Linked DNA regions of Homo sapiens: region 1 is linked to region 2. A link is an interaction called in ENCODE POLR2A ChIA-PET data of the cell type or tissue named here. Cell type or tissue: GM12878. All regions are shown on one strand. Each heading gives the region's core, and the rest is flanking DNA. Links, peaks and the distances in the headings are about the cores only. Region 1 holds the start of LOC107986368 (a long non-coding RNA gene). Region 2 overlaps PKD2L2 (polycystin 2 like 2, transient receptor potential cation channel).

Region 1 (16,617 bases), core at 4,792-9,791, 77 kb before region 2:
AATGTCTTATGACATTAATGTTTCTTATGTCTTATGATATTATTAAGATGAACCTATATTATTATTCATCTTTTGCACTACTGACCTTCTCATATAATTTAATTGTGTCAGTTAACTCCAAAATCCTTTGTGTTGTTCCTGGAGTCTTAGTAAAAAAGGCATGAGGAAGCATTCACCAATGCAAGAGTTTGACTGTGAAGTTTTCATTTTTAGAAAAATGATCCAAGTCAAGCAAATGCAGCTAGCATGTCAAAGTTTGATTCCACCCTGTTTAGAGAATATGTAGATATAGGTTCTTTCTGTTTGTGCCTAATTTTAGACATAAAAGTAATCTATGCATGTTTATAATACTCTATCTCATGCATGTTCACAGAACTGAATTTATCTTCTTCTGAACTACTGAGAATACTATCTGTTCTTTGAAAATGAAAAAACTGGCCAGGCATGGTAGCTCACATCTGTAATCCCAGCACTTTGGGAGGCTGAGGCAGGTGGATCACCTGAGGTCAGGAGTTCAAGACCAGCCCAATCAACTTGGTGAAACCCTGTCTCTACTAAAAATACAAAAAAATTCACCAAGCATGGTGGCACATGCCTGTAATCCCAGTTACTCAGGAGGCTAAAGCAGGAAAATAGCTTGAACCAAGGAGGCAGAAGTTGCAGTGAGCCAAGATCACACCACTGCACTCCAGCCTGGGCAACAGAGCGAGACACCATCTCAAAAAAAAAAAAAAAAAGAAGAAGAAGAAGAAAATGAAAAAATTAACTCTTACAAAAACAAAAGGCAGCTTCAGTTCACAGATTTATTTTAATCTTATGAATTTATTATAAAATACTACATACATAGGAAAGAGTTAATATAATATATATGTACAGTTTAAATAATAATAAAAGGTACATTCTATACCCACTATCTACCTTAACAAATAAAACATGAAGTAGCATTAGTAAATCTTTTTACATCACCTAAGTTTTAGTCTAAAGCAAATTAAGCCTGATACGGTAATACAACTTCAAGATGATAAAGGGTTTTTAAAGACTGAAAAGAGCCACCAAGTATTAAGAGATTATATATTGAGATTAGGAGGAGATTAGATAAATCTAGTTCTAATAATGGTATCAAACACTATATATAAAAGACTTTTAAGTGGGAACCAATTTTTTTTCATTAAAGCATTGTTGTGTAATGCAAACTTATGACCTAAATTTTCTCGAATAGTTAGTTTTAGATATTCTATTTCCATAAACCAATGACTTTCTGGAAATTACCATATTTTGTTATTTAGGCTAATCTACATCTTCCAATCGACCTCTCCTACATGGAAATAATATAAAAGTTCTTTGTGGGGCCATGTGACCTAAATGTTGGTTTGAGGAAATAAATCATCATAGTGTAAAAAAAGTATCAGGCCACAAGTTTAGGAGATCCTAACTCTAATGTCTATTGAATTATTGGCTCTGTAAGAGCCAAATCATGAATGAAATCCTATTCACGACTGCCACAAAAAGAATAAAATACCTAGGAAGACAACTAATGGGAAGTGAAGGGCGTATTCAAGGAGAACTCCAAACCACTGCTCAAAGAAATCAGAAAGGACACAAACGAATGGAAAAATATTCCATTCTCATGGATAGGAAGAATCAATATGTAAAAATGGCCATACTGCCCAAAGCAATTTATAGATTCAATGCTATTCCCATTAAACTACCATTGACATTCTTCACAAAATTAGAAAAAAAAAATTTAAAAATTCATATGAAACCCAAAAAGAGCCCAAATACCAAAGACAATCCTAAGCAAGAAGAATAAAGCTGGAGGTATCACACTACCCAACTTCCAATTACACTACAAGGCTACAGTAACCAAAACAGCATGGTATGGTACAAGAACAGACAGATATACCAATGGAACAGAATAGAGAACCTGCTAGCGAGGTTGTGGAGAAAAAAGAATGCTTTTACACTGTTAGTGGAAGTGTAAATTGTTCAACCACTGTGGAAGACAGTGTAGCAATTCTTCAAAGACCTAGAGGCAGAAATACCATTTGACCCAGCCACCCCATTACTGGGTATATACCCAAAGGAATATAAATCATTCTATTATAAAGATACATGCACATGTATATTCATTGCAGCACTATTCACAATAGCAAAGACATGGAATCAACCTAAATGCCCACCAATAATAGACTGGATAAAGAAAATGTGGTACATATACACCATGGAATACTATGCAGCCATAAAAAGGAACAAGATCATGTCCTTTGCAGGGACATTGATGGAGCTGGAAGCCATTATCCTCAGCAAACTAATGCAGGAACAGAAAACCAAATACCACATGTTCTCACTTATAAGTGGGAGCTGAATGATGAGAACACATGGACACACTGAGGGTAACAACACACACTAGGGCCTGTTGGAGAATGAGGGGTGGGAGGAGGGAGAGCATCAGGAAGAACAGCTAATCGATGCTGGGCCTAATACCTAGGTGATGGAATGATCTGTGCAGCAAACCACCATGGCACATGTTTACCTATGTAACAAACCTACACATCTTGTACATGTACCCCAGAACTTAAAATAAAACTTGGAAATAAAAAAAAGAAAATATATTTGAAAAAAAGAATTTTTGAGGAAAATATAAATGATGGAAGTTTATTCTGGAGAGACAGAAAAACTGAATGAACCAGTCACTTTAGAAGATATTGAGAAAGTTTTATTAACCCTTTAGGAAAGCTCATGGTTCAGAATGGTGCCATCTAATAAAAATATAATGCCTATCAGAAAAGAGAACAGCAAATATATAATTTTAAATTTTCTAATGGTAACACTAAAATTACAAAAAGGAACAGGTAAAATTAATTTTAATAATATGTTTTAACACAACATATATAAAAGATTATCATTTCAACGTGCAATCAATATAAAAATTCATTTTGCAGCCGGGCATAGTGGCTCATGCCTGTAATCCCAGCACTTTGGGAGACTGAGACAGGAAGATCACTTGAGGTCAGGAGTTTGAGACCAGCCTGGCCAACATGGTGAAACCCCTTCTCTACAAAAAATACAAAAAAAAAAAAAAAAAATTAGCTGCGTGTGGTGGCACACCTGTAATGCCAGCTACTCAGGATGCTAAGGCAGGAGAATCGCTTGAACCCAGGAGGCAGAGGTTGCAGTGGGCAGAGATCGCATCACTGCACTTCAGATTGGGCAACAGAGCAAGACTCCATCTCAACAATAAGAATAATAATAATAATTTTACCTTTTTTGGTACTTAGTCTTTAAAACTGTATTTTGCATTAAAACATTGGAATTTAGTTGCTAAATTTTCATTTAAAATACTTCATGTATTTAAATTGTATGCAATTTATAAAAAGTAGATTCATATACCTAGACTGTTCTAAACACACTTAGAAGTTTTCCTAAACTGAAAATGAATATTTAGATATAAATTCAATTTAATGAAAATAAAATTTTAAATTAAAAAATTACTGGCTCTGAGGTGAGCTCTAAACTTTCAGTTAGCTAACACAGCAACACAACCAATATTAAGACTAATAGTGTCTATGAGGAAAAATTAAACTAGTATCGTGGGAGACGCTCAATTATTCCTGGTACTAACAACTGAAATACATTTCTCTAGTAAATCATCATGGAGATAATAGGAACACTGACAACATCTGCTATGGTCCAAATGCTGACGTCCCCCCAAAATTCACATGTTGAAACCTAATATTCAAATGTGATAGCATTAAGAACTGGGGCCTTTGGGAAGTGATTAAGTCATGAGGACTCCACTCTCATGAATGGGATTAGTATCCTTATAAAAGAGACTTGAGGGAATTCCCTTGCCCCTTCTACCATGTGAGGTCACAGCAACAAGGCACCATTTACGAAGGAGACAGCTCTCACCAAATACTAAATCTGCTGGTGCCTTGGTCTTGGACTTCTCAGCCTCCAGAACTGTGAGCAATAAATTTCTATTGTTTACAAATTACCCAGTAAGGTATTTTAAAGGGTATCATAGCAAGCCTGAACAGACTAAGATAACATCCTTCCTTATAGTAAGCATAGCAATGTGTTTCAATATATTTCTTACTATAACAAATATTCTGAAGACTTCAGACCAAAACACAAATTCACAGATACTAATTTATGCCCTCTGAAATAATGTTTTTGAGAAATGACTCAATACCTCCTCTGGGCACAAGTGCTATAACTCTATAAAGGTAAACATCTGGATTTCTAAAATGGAGAATGCTAAAGTAGTTCCATCCTGAGTTAAGAATTCAGTTGTTCTGGGCAGGGCATGGTGGCTCACACCTATAATCCCAGCATTTTGGGAGGCTGAGGCAGCAGATCATGTGAGGTCAGGAATTCAAGACCAGCCTGACCAACATGGTGAAACCCCATCTCTACTAAAAATACAAAAATTAGCCAGACATGGTGGTGCAGCCTGTAGTCCCAGCTACTCAGGAGGCTGACGTGGGAGGATCGCTTGAACCCGGAAGGTAGAGGTTGCAGTGTGCCAGGATTACACCACTGCACTCAAGCCTGGGCAACAAAGCGAGACTCCATCTAAAAAGAAAAAAATAATAAAAATAAAATAAAATAAAAAGAATCCAGATGTTCTGGATTAACCTGTCTGTAACCGATACCTGCTGCTAGTCCGAGTGTAAATACAATACACTGGAACTAAATTGTATTAAAACCCAATGAGATTTAGAACAAATCTATTTTTTCTCTTTCTTGCAGGTGCTCAGGGAAGTAAGGAAGTTTTATCTCTGGAATTGTGGTTGAAATGTGCTACAGAAATTTCAGGGTAAGTGCAGAATCTCATGTGGATGTGCATTTGTTGCGTGTGAATATAGTGAAAGTTCCACTTTAAAAAATACCAAAAAAAAAAAAAAAACCTAAGACTTTGCAGACAAACTTTTAAGTGATTATTTGCTTTATAGGTTATTTCTTCTAGACAACGTGTTTCATAACACACCCTGATTACCAGACTGAGACAAAAGAAATTTAAAGTGAAACAATTAGGAACCATAATCCACTAATAATTGGTTAAAAAGGCAAAAAAAGTATTAAAATGATTATGCAAATGTAGAGAAATTTAAGAATTATAGGTAAAAATGTGTGCTACATTCAAATGTGTATACAGTGAGGCATTTCTATCAAAGTCGCCTCTAATCTTTCTTTCACTTGACGGTGTTTGGTTTTGTTTCCCCCACAGGATAAAGAAGAAAACCACTAGAGTTTCTCTGACCATCAGCTCCCCAACGAATGAAACCTCCAACAACAGATCAAGTTACTCTAACTTAGTTCAACAACTGTATATTAATCCCTAGAGGGTAAGTTCAGTTTTAAGCCTTCTGAGAGGGTCTTAGTAATGGAGACATAGGCCCAAGAAAAAGGAGTCAATGCAGTTTTCTTAAGAAGTATACAAGAAGAAAGCCTCTAGCTGCATGAACTCAAAAGAACAAGAAAGAAATCCATAGGTTTCAGAAATAACTCCATGGTAGCTCTATGGCTTGGCCCTTTGTTTGTGTGCCAGATAAGGGACAGTTGGTTTCTAGGAACTTGTTCCCATAAGAGAATATTCCAACTATCCGAGGAATGAATTCCCTTTTAATTTAAAAAAAAAGCGGGGGAGGGAGATGCTTTTTTGGAAATCTAAAAGATCCAAGAAGAGCAATTGTATGGAGGAAGAAAAAAAATTTAGTAAAATTTAAACTTTTTTTAAATGTTTAATATATAGTATCTAAATACTTGCCAATATGCATTTCCCAAATATAATTGCCCAGTGTTGTATTTCTCCATCTCAGCTAATGGAATGCTGAAGGATAAAGAAGCAAGTGTAGCACACTGGAGCAAATACCCAAACTGACACTGAAATTAGAAGCATCATGCTTTTCATAAAGGAAAGTTAAGGTGTGGTCAGTAGCAGCTAGAACTGAGCCCGTCAGTTTCTGGCAACCATGGACCTGAGTTTCAGGGCTTTGACAGTATGAGTGACAGCACCATGTTCTCTTTTATTCCTTAAACCAGATGCAGAGTCCCTGCAGCAGCCTGTCAGGATCCACTTGTGTAGTACCCTCTGTGTTTACCAAGGTAACCTCTCCATACTGCATGATGGAGTTTAGATTTTATAAGTAAGTTTTAGACATTAGTGAAGCGGTGAGAAGAAAAAAAGGGGAAATCAGAAAGGATTTCAGAGATTATTATCACGTTATATATGAGAAAAAATGAGGCTGAAAAGGGGTGAAATGATTTGCTCAGTGTCACAGAGCAATTCATGGTTTACCCTGTGCTCTTTAGACTTCTGCTCTGTGGCCGTCCTCCACCTCTGGAGGGCAATGCTTAGACTGTCCCCTCCAAGGAGACTGCTTTGCCTGACCTCAAAATATAGTCAAATTCTCTTAACTAGCCATAAAATGCCATTCTGAAGAAGTCAACAAGCAAAGTAGTAACTAAGTCCTGATTAGGTCACAGCCAGGAATCACTATCTTCCCTCTCACCCACTGGAAATAGCACAATTCAATCACCCCGGTCAAACCAAAACTAGGGCTAAGCCTTCTCTGGGCTCTCTGTCTCCCAATTACCAAACCTGGCAGAATTGGAATCAATGCCCATTGCTGGCTCAAAGTATGAAATGCAGGGCAGGGATTTAATCTGTACCAGATACAGGATGGGAGACAAACAAAACAATGTCATTAAGAGTAAGTGACATTGCTATTGATTCTGGAAGCTTGTTTTCAACAGATGCTGTCACGTACATGTCTGTTATTTCTACAAGTCTCTCCTGCTGCATTCCTTCCCTATAAGATGCCTGAGACCTCTGGGCATCAAGCCTGAGGGTTAGGCTGGTCCTTAGTCTAACCTGTAGAAAGACCTCAGATTCCCGCTCTCTGGTCTCACTGCCAAGTTATAATCTGAAATATCATTCTAGATTCCAGGGTACTCTGGGGTTGCAGGTAGAGGGAGGAGAAAGATCAGGATTTAAGGGGTAAATTTAACATAAATGCCATCCATTCATTTATACATTGTGATACTAAACTAGCTAAAAACACTTTTTATATATCTGTATAACTCTTACTCTTTACAGGAAGTTTTCAGACCTTTGTGAAATGAACCTCAAAACCCCACATATTTTGCTAGCCCTATTTCATAGACAAAGAACCTGAGTTCCAGAGAAGTTAATAGTCTTTTCCAAGTTCCTATAACCAGCTTCAATCAGCCAGTGGCAGAGTTAATATTTTGGCCCAAGTTCCCTAATTCAGGGCTCTTAAGAAATTACAACATAGTACTCACTTCGTTATCCAGTTTCACTTTCTGTGGTTTCAATAACCCACGGTCAACTGCAGTCTGAAAATAGATGAGTAGAGTATAATAAGATATTTTAAGAGAAAGAGAGAGAGAGAGAACACATTCACATAACTCTTATTACAGTATACTGGTATAATTGTTCTATTTTATTAGTTATTGTTGTTAATCTCTTACTATGACTAATTTATAAATTAAACTTTATCATAGGTGTGTATTACAGGAAAAAACACAGTGTACACAGGTTTCAGTACTATCCATGGTCTCGGGCATCCACTGAGGGTCTTGGAATGTGTCCCCTGCAGATAAGGGGTGATTACTGTACTGCCCATGCTACTGTGACCAATAATAAAGACTAAATCTGTGACTAGATATGTACTCAACAAAATAAATATAACAACAGAAGGAGTGTTCAACCAATCTGTTTTCTAATTTGAATAAAATGGCTCTTGGCCAAGTGAAATAATAACTTTCTCATTAAATATAATTCTATGAAGATAAAAATAATTTACACCTGACTGTAAAGCACACTACAAAGCCCAAAAGAATGCCCGACAGCGCCTTAAGATACAGTCAGCTGTCAATAATTATGATTTAAAAAAAGATGCACTCTTACTGCAAATGGCATTTCAAATCATTGTAGATGGTATAACAGTTTCTTCCATCCTCTGAACTCTGTGTTTGTTCTTCAGCATCTTCAAGACATCCCTACAACCAGAGGTCAGTTGGTCATGTTTGAATGCGGAATCCAGGCCACAGCCACAGTTCAAGTTCACTGGTACAGAGAGAACGTGCAGATAGCCAACTCAGATGACTTTCGGATTCTGAGGAAAAGTATCATGATAAGCCTTTCAATTGTTTTTAATTCCAGTTAACCTTGAAGTCTACTTCCTGTTTTAAAGTTTAATTGCTGATTTTTTTTAAAGGCTTAAAGATTTGTGCTGGTAAACAATTATTATCTCAAATCCAAATGATTTCTCAACAATAACCAACAAAGAAAACTGTTTTGATGAAAGAGTAATTTTCATAGCTGTGAAAAGATTGGTTTATCATCATAAATTAATCTTATTTTCATAATGAGTTCTTGACATATAAACAAAAAGAAATATGAGAATAAACATATTTCTTAAAGGGTAAAAACATAAAAAAACTGATGCATAACTTTTTACTTTATTGGGTAATTTTCCTACAAGATAATTAATTTGGAGAAAGGTAGTAAGTATAATGATCTATCTCATGCTAAACAATGAATTTATACTTTATAAACAATTTCTCATTTAATCCTCACATAAACATTTTGAAATATGTGTTATTATCCTCATTGTTAAATAACTGAAATTAGAAATACAAAAAAATCTTGCTCAAGGACACAAGGCTAGTAAATGCTGTAGCCAGTGTTCAAATCCAAGATAGTTCTTACGCCAAATGAAGAAAATATACTCATTTAAATATTAATTCAAAATAACTAAATATTTACACATCATATATAGGGAAAAAATCTTTTTATTACACAAAGGATATGATATTTCTGTTAAAATAACATTTATTGCATTGTTGAAAATAAAGTAATACAAATTTGTAATAAACCTGGAAAATACATAACATGAAAAAATTAAAAATAGAGAAAACCATTATTAACCTTTCATGTATTTTTCTACAGTAATGCTACAGTATTTTTATAATGTAATATTCCATTTTATTTTAATCAGAGAAATTAGGAAAAAATGATTCTCTTCGGTGAAAAAGGCCACCTCAGTATTAGTGTGTTCAACAGTGGTTCATATTCAGAGAAGATATAGTCATCTGGTCTAATCTTCACATTAGGGATGAAGAAAGTCTGGGTAAGTAAAGTAATTTTCACAAGGTCACAGAGCAATTTAGTGATAAAAGCAGAACTAAAATCAAGTTCTTCTACCCTGCCACTTATTCATTCCTTTATGCACCTTTTCTGAGTTTCTGAAGAATTTACTTACCGTCTGTGACTCCAGATTAGTCAATTTTGTATTTGTTTCCAGGTATTTCTCATATACATATGGCCCCTTCTCCCAACTAAATTATCATCACTTAAATTCTCTCTCTTTTTTCTTGTTTTATCTTTCAGAAGTTTATCATCCATTCCTGGTAAGTATAATTTCTTAAAATCTTGAAAATTGATTAAATCAACATTAGCATCAGAAGACATTGTCCCCTAAGTCACTCTTGCCTTCATGAGCTCTTTTGAGGCTCCCCTACATCAACTCTTGAACTGACACAACAGAAGAAGCAAGACAGCTGGGATTTATCAGTGTTTTTATTCATATATTTATTCATTCAACATAGGTTTACTGAGTACAGACTAATGGTTAGTCTCTGTTCTTGGTATTAAGGAGACAGCAATGAACCAGACTGACAAGGTCCCCACTCTCAAAGAATATGCATTCTCCCTGTAATCCCACTTGGTTTAGGATTTGTGACTCGTGAACTTTATACAGAAGCAATAAGGAGATGTCCTGACATCGAACATCCAAACTGCTCACTGTCCAAGAAGTAGTTGTGGTGACCATCACACTGTGGCCATCTCTGTATTAACATGAGGTCTAAGCGTGATGGTAGTGATAATTTCTAGTTCAGTTCAGAATATGTTTCCATAGGACTAAAGCTACAGAAATCTAGAAATCAAGGAATAAAATGTAATCCCTGCTTTCAAGGATTTCATAGTCTAGTAGAGAAAACAAACATGTCTAAGAGGCAGTTGATAAGAACCATGATGGGACTGTTTAAGACTTTTTTTTAATTTTATTGATATATATTAGAGGTACATATTTTCAAGGTATATGTAATAATATATTCATATAATGAAATCAGGGTAAATGAGATATGCATCACCTAAATTACTTTTCTTTACACTAGAAACATTCAAATTATTCTCTTCTAGCTATTTTGAAATGTACAATTAATGGGGTTTTTTGTTTTGTTTTGTTTTTTGAGATGTAGTCTGGCTCTGTCGCCCAGTCTGGAGTGCAGTGGCACGATCTCAGCTCACTACAATCTCCACCTCCTGGGTTCAAATGATTCTCCTGCCTCAGCCTCCTGATTAGCTGGAACTACAGGTGCCCGCCACCACACCTGGCTAATTTTTCTAATTTTTTAGTAGAGACAGGGTTTCGCCATGCTGGCCAGGCTGGTCTCAAACTTCTGACCTCAGGTGATCTGCTGCCTTGGCCTCCCAAAGTGCTGGGATTACAGGCATGAGCCACTGCGCCCAGCCAATGGGGTTGTATTTTTAAGATTTATCTTTATGAGCCCACTGAGAAGAGAAAATACCTAATCAGATGGATTTTTTTTTTAATCTCAGGAATAATCTATTTATTCCTAGTACCTACTCTCCCCAACATCCTCCCACACTATATGTTTGTTACCTTGGGGCATCCAAATACAGTAATCAAGTTGAATTTCTTCTCTTTCCACAGGAAGTCTGCACCTTGATTATCACAGAAGCATTTCCTGAAGACTCTGAGGAGTTCAAGTGTATTGCAGAAAATGAGGCTGGCACTGCAGCTTCTGCAACAAACTCTTAGTTTCCCCAGGTAATAACTCTTCAAAATCTCTTTGCTACAATTCAGCCCTGAGCCAAAAGGAAGAGTCTTTGTTTCCATCTGAACTCATGATTAATTATATTTTTGAAAGAAAGTAGTAGAGAAATCAGAGCGTCCTCCCAAGTTATCCATGAGCAAATTTTCTCCAAAACTGGCCTCCTCTCTCTGGAGCACCAAAAGCTACACAAAGGACACAAATCCAAACGATACCCCCATAAACTTTATGCCAATTACTCCTGAACCAGCCAGTCATAATGAACATGAGATCCAGTTTCCAAAGAAGGATTTCTGTACCATCAGTGGAAATACTTTTGAGCTACAAGCACAATAGTAAAGGGAGACAGACCCAACATTCATTCATTCAACAAATATTCCTGGTTCTGTAGATAGATCATGACAAAGCTCCTGTCCTCAGGGAGTTTGCATTCTGACATGAGTCACTTTATGTCGGTCCTCCCTTGCTTTTCAGTATGCATTTCACCATGGCTGAAATATTAAGCCCTGTGCTTAGATTCACAGTTAAGGGTTTATTACACAGATTTATTGAAAAAAAAAATCAGGCCAGGCACGGTGACTCACACCTGTAATCTTAGAACTTTGGGAGGCCGAGGCAGGTGGATCACTTGAGGTCAGGAGTTCAAGACCAGCCTGGCCAACATGGTGAAACTTCGTCTCTACTAAAAATAAAAAATAAAAAAATTAGTTGGGCATGGTGATGTGCACCTGTAGTCCCAGCTATTTAGAAGACTGAGGCACCAGAATTGCTTGAACCAGAAGGTGGAGGTTGCAGTGAGCCAAGATCATGACACTGCACTCCAGCCTGAGCGACAGAGCGAGACTCTGTCTCCAAAAAAAAAACAAAAAGGAAAAGAAAAATCAATACTGAAATAACACAAGATTTTAAAGAAGTGGAATCTCTTCCCAAAATAGAATTCGGTGTCCTATCTCAATATAAAAATGTAAAACATTTTGTGATACAGGTTTCTTCTTTATCCATGAAGAAAAACAGACCTTAGAATAAAAACAGAAATGTCCTTGTGTTTGGAAAACAAACCTACAAATGTAAAGATAATTCAGTTAAGTGAATTTTCCTACCAGGTTATGTTTAAAACAACACAATCCATCACCATTTGCTACTTCTCCACCCCCCAACACAAACCTCAAATCAAAATATTGTTTAAAAAATAACCTAGGGGCTTGGTGTGGTGGCTCATGCCTGTAATCCCAGCACTTTGGGGGGCCAAGGCGGGCAGATCACCTGAGGTCAGGAGTTCAAGACCAGCCTGACCAACATGGTGAAACACCATCTCTACTAAAAATACAAAAATTATCCGGGCATGGTGGCACATGCCTGTAATCCCAGCTACTTGGGAGGCTGAGGCATGAGAATCGCTTGAACCCAAGAGGCAGAGGTTGCAAGGAGCCAAGATCAGACTACTGCACTCCAGCCTGGGTGACAGAGCGTGCTGGGCTTGCCTTGGGAAGATGGCCAATACTGATTATCTAAATTTTTTCTAAGTACCTGTGTTTAATAGTGAGCCTTTGGGAGGCTAGGCGGGAGGATCATGAGGTCAGAAGTTTGAGAACAGCCTGACCAACATGGTGAAACCCCGTCTGTACTAAAAATACGAAAATTAGCCGAGCCAAGTGTCATGGCACACGCCTGTAATCCCAGCTATTCAGGAGGCTGAGGCAGGAGAATCACTTGAACCCGGGAGGCGGAGGTTGCAGTGAGCTGAGATTGCGCCACTGCACTCCAACCTGGGCAACAGAGCAAGACACTGTCTCAAACACACACACACACACACACACACACACACACAAATAGTGAGCCTAGGTCAGGCACAGTGGCTTACACCCATAATCCCAGCACTTTGGGAGCCTGAGGTGGGCGGATTGCTTGAGCCCAGAAGTTCTAGACCAGCCTGGGCAACATAGTGAGACCCCATCTCTACAAAAATATGCAAAAATTAGCTGGGTGTGGTGGCTCATGTCTGTAGTCTCAGCTACTTGGGATGCTGAAGTGGGAGGATGGCTTGAGCTGGGGAGGTCAGGGCTGTAAGTGAGCTGTGATCTCACCACTGCACTCCAGCCTGGAAGGCAGAGCAAGACCCTGTCTTTAAAAAAAAAAAAAAAAGAAAGAAAAAAAAAGTGAGCCTTTAAAGCTTTAAAAGGCACGGTTGCTCACACATGTAATTCCAACACTTCGGGACGCTGTGGCAGGAGGATCACTTGAGCATAGGAGTTTGAGGCTGCAACAGATATGAATCATGCCACTGCACTTCAACCTGGGAGTCCAAGTGGGACCCCATCTCAAAAACAAAAATAAGCAAATAAATAAAACTTTAAAAGACCTTGAATTTATAAGTTAGTATCTTTCATAACACATGACCATCTTCATTAGTAAAATCACCTATGGAGAAAACTATTGGGTAAATATTCCATAAAAGTTAACAAGTTTTTATTGAGTGTCTACTATGAGCCACACTGCGTTAGGCCAAGATAAATAAGTAGTAAACAGTCCCTCTCTCAGAAACATTTTAATCTAGTTAAGGAGATAAACCTACAGAATGTCCATTATATGACTTCCCATTTCACTTGAGTCTCTCATCAATCGTCTGATTTAGGTTGGTAAACCTTGTACTACTCTTTTTTTTTTTTTTTTTGTGAGTCTGGGTTACAAGTCTTGCTGTGTCACCCAGGCTGGAGTGCAGTGGTGTGATCATGGTTCACTGCAGCCTCAAAATCCTGGGCTCAAGCGATTTTCCCACCTCAGCCTCCCATGTAGCTGGGACTACAGAAATGCGCCAACATGCCTAGCCTCATTTTTCGATTAGTTATTAAAGCTCAAAGTTTAAGCAACTTGTTTAAGGCTACACAGCATGTATGTGGTGGAGTGGGCCCTCACACTCAGGTCTCCAAAAACAGATAACAAAAGGTAAATATGTCTAGAAAGTTGTAGAGCATTAGCCAAATTAATGTTATCATTTGTATTCTTTAACTCCAAACCCGATGGATTCCATTATTATTTCTTGCTTGAGAATAATATAAGATTGAGTCAAATGTTAGACTGGATATTTCAAATTACAAATGCTACAATGGGATTCCCTTTCATTATATATCTATGCAGAACTTTAATAACCACAGTGAATTTGTGTGAACTAAAATAAAACTTTCTTCACTCCTTAGTTCTTCCATCCTCAATGTGACGTTTTCCTTTTCAGTTGATATAGCAGAAATGAGTTTCATCACACACATCTGACCTCCGAATTTAAAAGAAGTTCACAGCACCATTTTTTTTTTACAATGGCATATATATCTTATATTTTTGAAAGACAAGAGCTATATATGAAGAGGGAAGAATGAGAGACAGTTAAATAGCTACCCTGTTTCTGAAACTGACGATAGACAAGGAATCCCTTAACATGTAACAGGAAAGGTTTCAGTGAGATAGTAGGAAGTTACTATATTTTGTAAGGCATTTGAATAATTTACTGAAGGCCCTTACTGATAATTTAGAAAAAGAAATGGAAAAGGTTGTCTTTGTGAGCAGGTTGTAGTAAAAGTTCACCCATCTGGCATTGTAATAATTCCAGTCTTAAGAGTCTATGATTTTTCTCAAATAGGCAATTAAACCATTCAAATAGCTATATTTGTGAGGAAACAAACCACCATTCAAAAAAGCAAATCAAACATTAAAAGGCAGGAACAAACAGATTTACAGTAGATTATTAATATAGCCCCTGACTACTGAGAATGGTATCATAAAAGAGGACCTACTTACCTTTCCTAAATCATCCCTTGATCCCATTATAGCAAAAACTTTAGCCTTGACGTACCATGAAGGCTATCACATGTAACACACGGTAACCTGGGTTGTATCTTACAAAGACCTAGAGAAGAGGCAAAGCTTGAAAGACAAAGAGTAAGCAGAACTAAATTCTTCCTCGAGTGTAGTATGCTTAGAACCTGCTGTAGGCAAAATTGGGAATTTAGCAGGTTGTCCTGGATGTCTTCCCTACTTGGCTGGTGAGGTATACCTCAAACTTTTAGTGCAGAGAGACCTCAAATCTATTATTTCCTTTTCCATGCCCTAATCAAACCCTGTTCTCCAGCAGAACCAAATGTCAGTCACATATACCACATTTAAAATTGCTTAGAATAGATAGGCTGGGCATGTGGTTTATGCCTATAATTCCAGTGCTTTGAGAAGCCGACGTGGAGGATCGCTTGAGGCAAGGAGTTTGAGACCAGCTTGGGCAACATAGCGAAACTCTGTCTGTCCAAAAAATTTTAAAATTAGCTGGGTATAGTGCTGCATGCCTATAGCCCTAGCTACTTGAAAGTCTGCAGAGGAAGGATCTCTTGAGCCCAGGAGTTTGAGGCTGCAGTGAGTTCTGATCATATCACTGCACTCCAGCCTGGGTGACAGAGTAAGACCCTGTCTCTAAAAAAAAACTAATAATAAAATAAAATGCTTGAAGGAGTGTCTTACTCATAATAAATGCTATATATTGGCTATTATTACTTTTATCCTATCACTTGCATTTGTATTTTAAGTCTCTCTAATTTAGATGGAAAGGTTTTGTCTGTATTACTGGAATTTGAAATATCAGTGAACAGATGTTGAAGAATATTTTGGGAGACTCCTGAAATAAGACTTTGTAGGCAACCACCTACTCACCAAGTCTAGCATGCTTTTTCTACTAAGGGCTGCACGCCCAGGCAGAAATTATCAAGCTTTCTTTGAACACCAAAGAAAGGTACACCTACTTGGCCAGCTGTGAAGGATTTTATATGGCTCATATGTGCTCAAACATCTATTTGCTGGATTCTAATATACATGTTAATTCAATCAAGATTGGGGTATCTACCCATGAGGGAGGGGAACTGAAGCCACCCCATGGAGATAATTCTACTCCCTTGGCCCAATCCTCATGCCACCTACCCTACTTCACCACATTTGCTGATTCGACATTTTATTCTTCTGCAATTATTTACTTCCCTGCACAAAAATGGAAATCTAAATACCATGATGGTCTCTGTGACAAAAAGTGAAAGGAAACTAACTGTTAGGAATAAAGGGAGATGAACATGCATTGACAGCTCTAATTATATAGATTGCTTATTTGTTTGGTTGTTTCTTAAGTGTTTCAAAACTCTTTCAGAATAAAAGTACTAGGCAAAAGGGGCATATGCCATACAGATTCAGAAAACTTGCTCAAGAAACACCATCATGTTTTTCCACCTCCCTACCTTCCCAGTGACATGTCACTATGACCTCGGTCTCCTGCTTTGCCCAGACTGCCCTCCACCTCGGAACAAACTGCTAGTACTGAGAGACCTCAAATCTATTATTGAATCCTACTCTCATTAGGCAAAAGAAAAAAGACTTCAGATGAAGAATTATGCAATACAAATCAATTGGGAGCCCATCTATCACTGGTCTTATTCCTGGAGAAGTCTTAGTATAATAGATAGAAGAACTCCACTCTTGAAATATTATTTTCCCTTTAGTCCTCTCTCTTAAACTGGGAAAATTCAAAGTCCCCACCATAATAAAGAAATAAGAGGGTTTTTTTTCTATTTTTCCCATTTCCCTATTCACTGCCCTTCCCTCACATGAGCTTGCTAAAGTTCATAGTCAAAATTCACGTCTGAAATAAAGAGGCTTGCAAAAGAAGCTCATGTAATCCCACTCCTTAAATACCACTAAGAC
Region 2 (5,000 bases), core at 1-5,000:
AAAAAAAACCCACGACCTTTCTCCCCTCTATCCTGCAAATACTGGCAGAATCTAACAGGAATCCAGGTATTAACAGTTTAGGGAATGAAGCTTACAAAGCCTAAAACCCAACATCACAGAGTATAAGAGGGTAAATTTTGAGCTGAACAGTTGGTCCATTCCACTCCTGTGGCATACACATTTGCACTTCCATAAAATGATGATTCCAAGCTTCTATCCAGTAAGATCAAACTATCCTTTATACAAATGAAGGTACTTTCACCTTCTCCCTAAAAAGGGAGAAGCAAAGTCCCAACAGTAATTGTATCCATCTGTGGATATTATGACCTCTTCTAGTTGAATCACAATTCCTTAAGAATACTTTGCAACCTAATGTTTAAACTACAGTTAGCCACCACCAGTATTCCTTAGATAAAGGAGAAAGAAAATATACACATAACAAGCAAAGAAGGAAATAGGAATAGGGCTACAGTCTTTGTTTCTGTAACAGATTACAAGGCTACAGTTGGTATTTATAACTTCCTTCTCCTACCCATTCCGTATCATTCCCTTTGCCTACAGCCAAGAGCTCAGCCAGCTGCATTAGGAATAACCTTAATTAGTTCAGAATCTGAACTCTCAGTGGTCCTGCCTTTAACAGAATGCTGTGGTTTCCCATTACCTTTTACTTTTGGACATCTAAGTATTAAGAGGCATACCAGAGAATCCCTTGGGCACAGTCTGCTCTGTGCTAGTTTGTGGCAGTAATCCAATTTCCCCTTGGTAATTCGCATCAATCACCTCAACACATAAATAACCACTTCTTTCCCTGCTGGTTCTGTAGGCATGAGGAATCCCAAACGGTCAAGTGGCAGTCTCAAATTCAGTTTAAGTCAATTGTTGTGCCCCTTGGTGGAAGCATGCAATCTATGAGGGTCTATTTCTTTGGGTCTCCCCTGCTACCAATTATTCATCAGTTAAGAGTTGTCAGAAAAACAGAAATCACTTAGGTAATTTAAAAAGAGGGAGTTTGGTATACAGAATTTGCTTCTGAGATATTGCAGGAGTGTAAGGGCCAATATGAACATGAAGATCATCCAGAGACAACTAACTGCAGGAGGCAGCTACCACAAGGGAAGGTGGTAGGGCGAGCAGGACGTAGGAGCTTGGAGCAAGGGTCACCAAAGAGTTGGTGCTCAGCTTATGAGGAAAGGTACCACTTTCCTCTAAGTGTCAAGGAAGGCTTCACAAAAAGAGTGATGGCTGAGACGGGTTTTTAAAATAAGTTTACTATGCATAGTCTATTTTACTTTTATTACTAATACATCCACTTTATAATTGGCCTGGTCATTTAGAAATGGTTTCAGGGACTACCACTTTAGCACATTAAAAGTATTAGTAAATGAGCCAAACCATGGGTGCTATAATGTGTCCAAAACAAAACTAGGATTGAAAGCCATCCTTTCCTACTTCGAATATGTTCGTTTAAGGCTGGGCGCGGTGGCTCGCACCTGTAATCCCAGCACGTTGGAAGGCCGACGCAGGCGGATTACTTGAGGCTGGGAGTTCAAGACCAGCCTGGCCAACATGGCGAAACCCGTCTCTACTAAAAAAAAATACAAAAATTAGCCAGATGTGGTGGTGCACGCCTGTAATCCCAGCTACTCGGGAGGCTGAGGAAGGAGAATCCTTTGAACCCGGGAGGGGTGGTTAGCATTCAACTTCCACATCGAATGCTAAGATTGTGCCACTGCACTGCAGCCTGGGTGACAGAGTGGGAGGCTGCAGTGAGCCGAGATCGTGCCACTGCACTCCAGCCTGGGTGACAGAGTGAGACTGTCACACACACACACAAAAGAAAAAAAAATGTTGGTTTAAAGAAAGGCACTCTCTAAGATAGTTTCTCTGACCAGAAGAGTACACACTTATCAAGCAACCACAGAGTGTATGGCACTAGGCATCACCATCCTCTCTGAGGAAGGTAATCATAACCCTTATAAAGGGATCCACTTTGCTACCTAGCATTATTGCTGGAGCAGGGAAGTATCATACAAATTTACTGAGAAGGTTTTGAATCACATCTGGGTGCATTGTCTCCTCTTTACCTTTTTCTAGTGCTATGGTTATTTTCCACAACACACAGGCCCTTTTTATCTGTAGCTGGGAAAAGGGTATTTGGACACTGTAAGGAAAGCAGGTGGTAGTGAGAACAGTGCACAGGAAGGTTCAGCAATACAAATTTTGTGGTACAAAGGGCTTGTTTTTGGATACGTAGACAGACTGGAGTACACACATTGACTAACCAATGCAGTAATTACAAAGAGGGGGTTTTGAAGTCATCTGACTGAGAAGCTGCTGGGAAGGCCAAAAATACCCACAGATACACTTTGAATCTAATTACTAGTTACATTTGCTAAATAACAGAGGTACAGAAAGAACATCTTAGCTTTGATCACAAGAAAGAGAAAATAATTTAGATGGAGATGCTAAAGGGAAAAGGCAGTGAAATGTAATTTATAATTTGTTTACAAAGCTTCCCTAACTATGCTAGACAGCAATTACACCAATCAAGTCCTCTGAAGTGACTTTGCTGATGCACAGATCTAAAATCTAGGCAGGGCAAAAAGTCAGCAGGGCTCAAAATCTGAGGGCTGGAGAGGAGAACAGCTTAAGATCCTCAATCCTGTGATGCTTGTGTGCCAAAGACTTGAAATAGAGAACTAAAGATTGCAGCCTTTACTTGTCCTCTACCCTGACAGGAGATTCAAAACGCAGAGCAGATGAAAAAATGGAAAGAGAGGCTTGAGAAAAAGTATTATTCTATGGAAATTCAAGATGACTACCAGCCTGTCACTCAAGAAGAATTTCGAGAGTAAGCTTATGTTCTAACCAGACTATTATGGGATATCATGACATGCGCATTAAGGACATGAGTTAAACACATTATTTTCCTGAACCCAAAACTTTACTCTATTAGGATGCCTTTATTTACTTTCTATCCAGTTTTAAAGTTGCATATGACTCCATTTGCTTACAAGGTGAGAAGCTTTTGATTACATCCCTGTTATCTCTAAATAACAGAAACTGCCATCTATATTTGATTTGCATAACAGATCCTGTTCTCCACATAGCTTTAGAATATTAGATCTATAACTGGCCACAAGAGGCATGTTTTAGGAGCTTACAATTCTATCTTCCCAAAGCATTTCGCACTAGTAACTTGCTGTCTATACATGAAAGTTTATTACTGACTCATTCTCTACTTCCTTCGAAATTTTCTAGACTTTTTTTATATGCTGTGGAGCTGGAGAAGGAATTACACTACATCAATTTGAAGCTAAATCAAGTGGTGAGAAAGGTTTCAGCTCTATAGTATTGAGACAAGTGGAGGTAAGAATCTGTGATGCAATCATTGAGCATTTCTTTTTTTTTTTTTGAGACGGAGTCTCGCTCTAACGCCCAGGCTGGAGTGCAGTGGCGTGGTCTCGGCTCACTGCAAACTCCACCTCCCGGGTTCAAGCGATTCTCCTGCCTCAGCCTCCCGAGTAGCTGGGACTACAGGCATCCGCCACCGTGCCCAGCTAATTTTTTGTATTTTTAGTAGAGACGAGGTTTCACTGTGTCAGCCAGGATCGTCTCGATCTCCTGACCTCGTGATCCACCCGCCTTGGCCTCCCAAAGTGCTGGGATGACAGGCGTGAGCCACCGCACCCAGCCCATTGAGCATTTCTTATTCATGTATTACTTCATAAACTTGTGCCCTTTTCAGGCACACTTTAAAAAGTACTCAACAACCTATCATCAAACTATCCTTAGGGTCAGAATGAAGTGCCTCTGACAGGGACTCACTATACAATCCATGCATATTATGACAAGCCTCCAGTATACACACACTGGTACAAAGGATTTTATAATGAGGTTTATTATCAAATTCTAGAAAAGTGAAAGTACAAGAAAATGCTTCTAGTTCAGGCGGCAGGTCTCCAGTAGTTCAGTCAGTAGGTAGAGAAAGACAGTTTTCTCATAGTTACAGAGTAGAAAAACTATTGATGCTATCAAGTGCGTCAGGTACCATGTTCTGAATTCCTTTGGCCACAGATAAATTAATAAAGGCTTAGGATTCTGGGAAACCATTATATAAGACCCAAGTAAAGTAACCTCCCTCCATTCTTTAGAATTTGAAGCCTTCTGGAAAAAGCCAAAGTGTAGAACAAACTCCCCAGCCACCTACAGAAATCTCACTAACATCTTCAAACTGGAAATTTACCTAGACCATTTCTAAGGTGTAATGCATTTAAGGTTTCCCAAAAATAAAATACAGAGCAGGGTAGGCGTATCACTGTCATAAGTTATGTTTGGAAAGTGTAAATGAGGATGCTGTAACAGCCTTATTTGGAGGGTTGGAAAGTTGTGTGTGGCTGGCATTTTGGAAATTGGAGAGAAACTCTTCTAATTTTTCTAGGCTATGTAAGCCCCCCTACGATAGCCATATGTTCTCTTAGCCCAAGCAACATCATTTGACCTCAGCACTCAACTTCCACATTGATGCTCAATAGTTCCTGAATTTTAAAACTCAAATATAAAGACATTTTTAGATTACTACTCACCTTCCTCAGGACAAGCTCTTCTCTTAAGAGACTGTACATCCAGTGTTCTTAATAGGATAATTCATTGTAACAAGAAATGCTAACTGTTCTCTCTGCGGCTTCTCCCTAGATCTGCACAAGGGAATGAACAACATGGCCTTTCCCTGTCTTACCATTTCCCAGAGTTGTAGCCAGCCAAATAGTTTAGTGACCCTGTTGTTCCCTACCATCGCCCCTGGGTGGGATCATTTAAACAAAGCCTAAGCTGAGGGAACACTTGAGGTCTTTTTTTTTTTTTTAAGCCCAGTGGAAAAACAAACATACATTTACAATGACTTAGAACTTTCAAGTTCTTTTATTATAAAAGTCTGTACAATGAAGTGCCAGACACAGCAATGCCATTATACTGGTGGACATATATATCTATATATTATT

What was found. Peaks named below come from ENCODE experiments on the same cell type or tissue, not always from the same donor. Only the 100,000 strongest peaks of a DNase experiment are listed, where the experiment ranks them.
Region 1: POLR2A ChIA-PET joins it to region 2 with 5 read pairs; 3 of 35 experiments call an interaction of 5 or more read pairs at or near these places.

The regions. Positions count from the first base shown.
Region 1 is chr5:137,851,117-137,867,733 of GRCh38, forward strand. It overlaps PKD2L2-DT (PKD2L2 divergent transcript), which reads right to left. Exons shown (of 4, transcript XR_948815.3): 3 at 7,940-8,147; 4 at 2,695-7,365. LOC107986368 (a long non-coding RNA gene) reads left to right here and starts at 4,746. Exons shown (of 7, transcript XR_007058951.1): 1 at 4,746-4,822; 2 at 5,234-5,351; 3 at 6,049-6,111; 4 at 8,016-8,101; 5 at 9,033-9,164; 6 at 9,425-9,444; 7 at 10,773-11,498. RefSeq lists enhancers at 7,217-7,296, 7,327-7,376 and a silencer at 12,808-12,974. In GM12878, for the core only: no CTCF peak of the experiment used is centred there; DNase peaks (open chromatin) are centred at 5,229 and 7,305; H3K27ac peaks cover 1,702 bases.
Region 2 is chr5:137,933,059-137,938,058 of GRCh38, forward strand. It overlaps PKD2L2 (polycystin 2 like 2, transient receptor potential cation channel), which reads left to right. Exons shown (of 15, transcript NM_001300921.2): 13 at 2,739-2,851; 14 at 3,262-3,369. The coding sequence ends at 3,352. FAM13B (family with sequence similarity 13 member B) reads right to left here. Exons shown (of 24, transcript NM_001385994.1): 24 at 4,902-5,000. Among named protein-coding and RNA genes, the nearest start is that of PKD2L2, 46 kb to the left of the region's middle. In GM12878, for the core only: no CTCF peak of the experiment used is centred there; a DNase peak (open chromatin) is centred at 2,263; H3K27ac peaks cover 1,591 bases.